Regions from separate parts of the Mus musculus genome. Here region 2 is linked to region 1. The links are chromatin contacts, found by POLR2A ChIA-PET in ENCODE. All regions are on one chromosome and are shown on one strand. Each heading gives the region's core, a stretch centred on a gene start or an enhancer-like site at or near the end of the contact. The rest is flanking DNA. Distances are from core to core; before and after follow the strand shown. Region 1 holds the start of Stradb (STE20-related kinase adaptor beta). Region 2 holds the start of Casp8 (caspase 8).

Region 1 (3,468 bases), core at 316-2,815:
AAATCCTTAAAAGTAAATTATAAAGTAAAAAAATAAAGAAGCTTGCTGAGGCTTGGTGGAACATGCCTTTAATTCCAGCATTCAGGAGGCAGAGGCAGACGCAGGCTGATCTTTGTGAGTTCTAAGCCATCTAGGGATACCAACATAGTGAGACCCCATCTTTAAAATATGTGTGTATGTATTTACTCATAAATGTGTGCATATATATGTATATATATATGTGTGTGTGTGTATGTATATATATATGTGTATATATATATATGTATATGTATATATATATATATATATATATATTTAAGAAACCTGTATTCCTAAACATAATGATGAGTACTTCAGTGTAGTCCCTTGCAATTGTACCTAAAAAGCTAACCACAATAAAGCTTTATAAATAATCTAATTTGTTGCATAATATAGAAGTCATACCCAGGCCTTTCATTTGAAAGGTTAACACTTTAAATGGACACCAGAGGGGCTATGTATTTACAAGACTTGGGTTTTGCGTTAATCGAGGTATTCAATGGTCTACTGTTACAGGAAATGCCGACAAAAACAAAAAACCTACCAATACTCTTTGTTAGGCTTCAAAATTACAGTAATTCTCAAGGTGATCTTGAAATCTCATAAAACCTTAACAAAGATCATAGCGAAGCACACAGCTTAATCCAATTTTCCAAACTTAGTATCATGACTCATGGTTTCAACAAATATTTACGGAGTGCCAAGCACTGTGCTATGCAGGTGCTGTCACAAATCATGATCAAGTTTGGAGGAAAGGTATTTGACATAACAAACCCACGAGGGGAAAACAAGACATCAAATGTAAACACTGAAGACAAAACGAAGCCTGGACATTTAATTTGGAAAAAGGTCCCTTCGACGTCTCTGAGCAGACAGGTCTGGGGCCAGAGTGTCTTCAGCTTGGGAAGTCGCCAGGCCTGTGTGCGCTACCAAAGGTAAGAGCTGGGGGAGCGGGGCGGCGGTAGCTGGGTTCCTGCACCTGGCACCGCTGCTGGGCACCCGGGAGCCCCGGCCCCCCCGTGCGCTGGCACAGAGACAGAGAGCGGGAGCCGGCGTCCCGCAGACTCCAGCGGCTGCTCGGCCGGCCGTGTCAACTCCGGTAAGGAGCGGAGGCGAGGACTGGCCTTGTAGCCTTCCGCTGTGCACCTACCGACCTGCGTTCCCTGTCGCTCCCCGGGTCCCCACACCATCCCGTGCTGGCCTGCCTCCCCTCATTACCTAGGCGGTGACCAAGGCCAGCGACTCTCCAGACAGCGGGCGCTGAGGGGAGGCGACACGCGCGAGCCCCGGGACCTGCCTCGCGAAGGGGCGAGGCGAAAACACTAGGCCGGCTTCCAGGGTGAGCCTCAAGGCACAGAAGTGCAGCACGGCCTGGAGAAGGCCGGTCGGCCTGGACTTCTGCCCTAGCCCGGGGCAACCGGCCGGGACGGGATTCGCCCCACCCCAGCGGGGTCGGGGCCCGCCGCTCCGCCCCACCGCGCCTCCAGCTTCTAGCTCTGGAGTGAGGAGGCGGGGCCCTCGAGCTGTAGGCGGGACGGAAAGCAAACTACAGTTCCCAGAAGGCTTTGCGCTAGGGCCGCAAAGCCTGTTGGGAGAGTGGGTCTCCTTTTTAGCTTCCCTAGCTGGGTGGGGGCTGCCATTGAACCGGCGTCACTGCAGCTCCAAGGTCGCCCGGTGATGATGTGAGAGCGCCTGCCAGTTCCTGCCACGCCCGGGGGGGTTAGCTCGGTGGCGGCGGCGGCTGCTTCAGATGCTGCTCTCAGGCTGCCGCGCATTAGGGGCTTCTTCCTGAGCGAGTGTGGGCGGAAGAGCGAGGACGCCGGGCCATTCCCGTGAGTAAGCTCCCGCGTGCGATTCGAACTTGCCCTTGTCAACTTCTCTCAAAGGCAGAGAAGCCTTCCTGTCCCGCGTCCCTCTGGTCCCCAGAGGTCACTCACGGAAGGATTCCGCCCCGAGATGGGAAAGGGATGTTTCCCAAGTGTGGGTGCAAACTGATGGGAACTGGGCGGTAGCCTCCGGGATTCACCCTATCTGCACCTCTGAAGATTGGCAGCTTCCCATCCTTTGCCAGACAGAGTCCATCTGGAGCTCTGTCGTTTTAGGATGAGTGGCTTTAGTGTCTGGACGTTAAACCTTAAGCTCTCGGTGGCCATCTGTGATGCAAATGGGAGGAAAGGACACTAGAAAGAGCTCTTTCTTTATTGGGCTTTTATTTGTAATTGATTTGGAACCAAACGCCACATGTCTTTTTAAAAGAAATAAGGAAGACAGACAGACAGAAAGACTTTTGGTTGAAGCAAAAAGAATGAATATTGGCAGTTGTGTTTTCCAGTGCCAGCACTTCTGAGTCCCAGACACTTTTTTTTTTTTTTAAATCACAATTATGGCAGTGAAGTCAATTACCTGCTTATGCATCTTTTTCTGCATCAGGAAAGATGGTAATATTTCGCTGGAAATTCACTTAGCTTATGTAAGGACCACTGAACAAAATGAGCTAGACTCAGAGTTCTTGCTCTACCTTAGTAAAAATGTTTGTGACCTTTCAAATCTTTGCTGTCCTGTTAAAAGTCTGAGCTACAGTGAGCTCCAAATAGCATATTAATGGTGGTGACACTTGAAAACGAATTGTGAAGGACATTTGGTGGTGGGAAAGGGCAAAATTAAAGGCACTTTATCATCTCGGCCACTCTCCAGCTTTCTATTTTTAAAATTAGGTAGTATCTGGCAAGCCTCAGATGTTTAACCAGCACATACATACCTATGTGAAAGACAGTGCTCTTACCCATACCCATTTTTACTGATGTGATGATGTACACGGTTCACCTAACCACGCACATTGCTCACTAGTTGCACTGGAGACTTTCTGTATCAAGTCGAGATTTACACCCATACCTGCTTTGCCTCAAAGTTATGAACCAGGTTAAAAGAATGGTTAAGAAGAATTTTCATAGTTTGCTAGTACTCGCTCCATCATTCCTTGACTATGAATGCATCCGTAACTCCCACTTTAGCCCTCTGAACAAATTGTACACTCTTGTCTGCTAGTCTCATCCCTCATAGAACTGCTCATTAACACACTAAGAGCTCATTCCAAATCCACCTGGATGCCTTTATGTCTTAAAAAAAAAAATGATAGGATTGGACTTATATCACAAAGGTGCTTTCCAGTTCTCGGGTTTTATGGTTCTATGGTTATTATTCTTCACTGCAGATGCTTAACATCCATAGTCACAAAGCATTGTTATTCTTCCCTATGAATGTTTAACATTCATAGTCATAAAGACTATGGAAATTGGCCTTTTAATGTTTTTACTTCACTGCCCAGACTATATTAGAGCCAACATGAGGGATGGGGGATGGTAGCACTGTAGTTCTTGCTCATTTTCTTCTTGTCTACAGCTCATTTATATCATCTGTATGATTCCTTTTTTTGTTTTGGATTTGTTGGTT
Region 2 (3,468 bases), core at 476-2,975, 180 kb after region 1:
GTCACCTTTCTCCCTCCTGGGAAAGAGACATGGGAGACACACAGCCATGACCAGCAACTCCTCTGTGTCCACATACGAGTTCTTGAGTCTTCTTTAAATAGGTTTGTAAGAAACGGGAGCACTAATCGTCCTCATGCTAATTCAATCAATGCCATATTTATTTAAAAAAAGAAAGATTTGTCGATGAGACAACTCAGGAGTTTAAGAGCACTCAATGCTCTTGCAGACCACCTGGGTTCAGTTTCCAGCACCCATATAATGGCTGAAACTGTCTGTAAATCCAGTTCAAGGAATCTGTGCCGCCACCCCCCCCCCCCCCGCCCAGTACCAGGTGCACATACATACATGCAGGCAAAATACTCATACTCATGAAATTAAAATAGAAATAAATAATTTTTTAAAGAATGAAACTGAGACCTAGCCAAGCAGAAGGCACTTAGAGGACTCCCTTTAAAAAGACAAAAAAGAAAAAGAAAAAAAAGAAAGAAAAAAGAAAAGAAAAGAAAAGAAAAGAAAAGAAAAGAAAGGAAGGAAGGAAGGAAAGAAAGAAAGAGAAAGAAAGAGAGAGAGAGAGAGAGAGAGAGAGAGAGAGAGAAAGAAAGAAAGAAAGAAAGAAAGAAAGAAAGAAAGAAAGAAAGAAAGAAAGAAAGAAAGAAAGAAGAAACAGAAATATGACTGTATGATAATTCCTTACAGGTACTTAACAAGCCAGTCACCCTTACAACTGCTTAGCACGTAGAGGAATTACCGGCCTCAGGTCACCTGTAGCCCCCTCCCTCCCTCCTCTCTCATCCCCTCTCTGTGGGGGTTGGGGTGAGGGGGTGGGGGGTTGGTGTTTTAAGTGCAGAGCTAGTGCCCTACGACCCCCCACCCCCTGTACTGCCAGCACTCAGGAGGTGGAAGCAAGGTCGTAAGTTCAAGAAGCCTGAGCTTCTGCAGGAAATCATGAAACCAAAGAGGGACAGAGGGAGGGAGGGAGAGAGGAAGAGGAGAGGGAGGGAGAGGAGAAGGCAAAGAGAAGAAGAGGGAGAGAAAAAGGGAGGGGAGATGTTGGAGGAGAAGGAGAAAGGAAGAGAGAATTTGGGATTAGAGTTGATGGACGTCTGAGTTGGGAAGAGCACGAAAATCGCCGGAGGAAACGCAGCTCAAGCTAGAGGACTCCCCGGAGGATTAACTCAGCTCCAGGTCCTGAGCCAAACTACAAAGAAAGTAAGCCTAAGAAGTCCAATAAAGTTTTCTGGAGAGGCGGCGACGGCACCCCGATGGCTGCATTTCGGGGAGCGCCACGCGAGATCGACACCCACCGGTGGGATCTCGGCCCGCTGGTGGGAAAGGAACCCGACTGCTCTGCAGCACTCACCTGTGGCCGAGTACCTGCCGCGCCGGTCACAACTCCAGCTCGGGCGAGGCCTCCGCTGGCTTGGGCTTTCCGAGCCTCCAGCCCGGGCCGGCGCTCCCCAGAACTGTACTCACTTCCTGTTCCACGCCGGCTCACAGAGGTTTGCTACCGATTCCGAGAAGCTGGACTTTTAAGCACCGAAGTCAGAATGAAAGACAACTGAGAGAACTAGGGCATAGGGGACAGAAATGCCTCCGAATGTTTAGAGGCGTTTGAGTTAATCATTAGAGGTGGCATCCTGGTGCCAGCCCTAGAGGCCATAGGCTGCTTCGCTTTCTGCCCGCCTTAAGAGCTCCCGCCAGTTCTGGAGGACACTTCCTTATTCCCCCAGTCCAACCACACCTCCTTTCACGCAGAAACCCTCTGCTCTAGAAATGTCAGCACTCTCGGAGGTAGGGACAGGAAGATTAGAACAAGCAAGTTCCAGGCTATCCCAGAGACAGTGGAACCAGAGCTAATGGAATGAACGAACGAACACACACACACACACACACACACACACACACACACACACACACAAAGTTTAAAGGAGCCAACTACAAGAAGAAAGTGATTTCACACTGAACCAAACAACCAGCTATGCTGAGGGCCTAGGTCAGATCCATCAGGATCGCTGATTGTTGGTTCAGTCTCTGTGAGTGCCTATGAGGCCAGGTTAGTTGATTCTGTGAGTTTTCTTGTGGTGCCCTTGAGCTCTGATTCCTACAATCCTTCCTCCCCATATCCTGTAGGATTCCCCAAGCTCTGCCTATTGTGTGGCTGTAGGCCTCTCTGATGGCGACTATGTTAGATTTCTGTCTACAAGTATGGCAGAATATGATTAGAAAACATTTCATGCTTTTTTTTTTTTTTTTTTTTTTTTTTGGTCATGTTCAGTTCTATCTTAGCTGTCTGGGGCATCCAGCCTCTTGTTCCTGACCTCCATGAATTCAGTGTCAGAGGTGGCCTCCCTCTTGTGGCACAAGTCTCAAGAGAGACTAGTAATTGGATGGAGACTCCCACAAGTTCTGTGCCATCTTTTCTCCAGCACATCCTGCAGGCAGGATAAATGGTAGGTCAGAGGTTTGGGGTCTGAGTTGGTGTCCCAGTCTCTCCACTGGAAGGCTTGCCTGGCTACAGCAGACAGCTCCAAACCCCTCATTACTAGGAGTCATAGCAAGGGTCACCCTGATAGGTTTCTAGCCCCCACATTCCAGTCTTCTCTGCCATACTCTCTCCCTCCATCCTCGCCCAACCTGATCCCTCTGCTCCCATCCCCACATGCCCCCAGTTCCAATCCCATGATACCTACTCTATTTCTCCCTCCTAGGGAGATGGCTCCTTGTTACTTAGCCTCTCTGGGTCTGTGGATTGTAGCATGATTATCTTGTAATTTATAGCTAATGTCTGCTTATAAGTGAGTACGTACCATGCTTGTCTTTCTGGGTCTGAGTTACCCCACTCAGGATAGGTTTTTGTTTTTGTTTTTGTTTTCTGGTTCCATCCATTTGCTGGCAAATTTCATGATGTTAGGGGTTGTTTGTTTGGTTGTTTTGTCTTGTTTTTTTAACTCTGAATAATTCTCCATTGTGTAAATATACCACATTTTCTTTATCTCTTCTTTGTTTAGTGTATCTGGTTTTATGTTGAGGTTCTTGATACACTTGGACTAGAGTTTTGTGCAGTCAGGGTGGTAGATATAGATCTATATCCAGTTAGACCAGCACCATTTGTTAAAGATGCTTTCTTTTTTCCATTGAATAATTCTGGATTTCTTTATAAAAACTCAGGTGTCCATAGGTGGATTTACATCTGGGTCTTCAATTCCATCCCATTGATCAACCTGCCTGTTTTTATGCTCATACTGTGAGGTTTTTATTACTATAGTTCTGTAGCAGAGCTTGGAATAGGGGAAGTCAATATCTTTTATTGTACAGGGTTGCTTTTAGCTACCCTGGCCTTTTGTCTTTCCATATGAAGCTAAATACTATTCTTTCAAAGTCTATAAAAATGTGCTAGAATTTTGAAGGGGATTATACTGGATCTCCAGGTTGCTTTTGGTAAGATGGCCATTTTTACTATGTTAATCC

What was found. ChIA-PET counts read pairs that join two places held with the same protein, here RNA polymerase II (POLR2A).
Region 2: POLR2A ChIA-PET joins it to region 1 with 55 read pairs in Patski. The contact joins the promoter of Casp8 here to the promoter of Stradb in region 1. POLR2A ChIA-PET finds 5 or more read pairs at or near these places in 2 of 5 experiments (Patski and embryonic stem cell).

The regions. Positions count from the first base shown.
Region 1 is chr1:58,971,619-58,975,086 of GRCm38, reverse strand. Stradb (STE20-related kinase adaptor beta) reads right to left here and starts at 1,565. Exons shown (of 12, transcript NM_172656.6): 1 at 1,237-1,565. Trak2 (trafficking protein, kinesin binding 2) reads left to right here and starts at 1,605. Exons shown (of 16, transcript NM_172406.3): 1 at 1,605-1,850.
Region 2 is chr1:58,793,631-58,797,098 of GRCm38, reverse strand. It overlaps Casp8 (caspase 8), which reads right to left and starts at 1,725. Exons shown (of 9, transcript NM_009812.2): 1 at 1,361-1,725.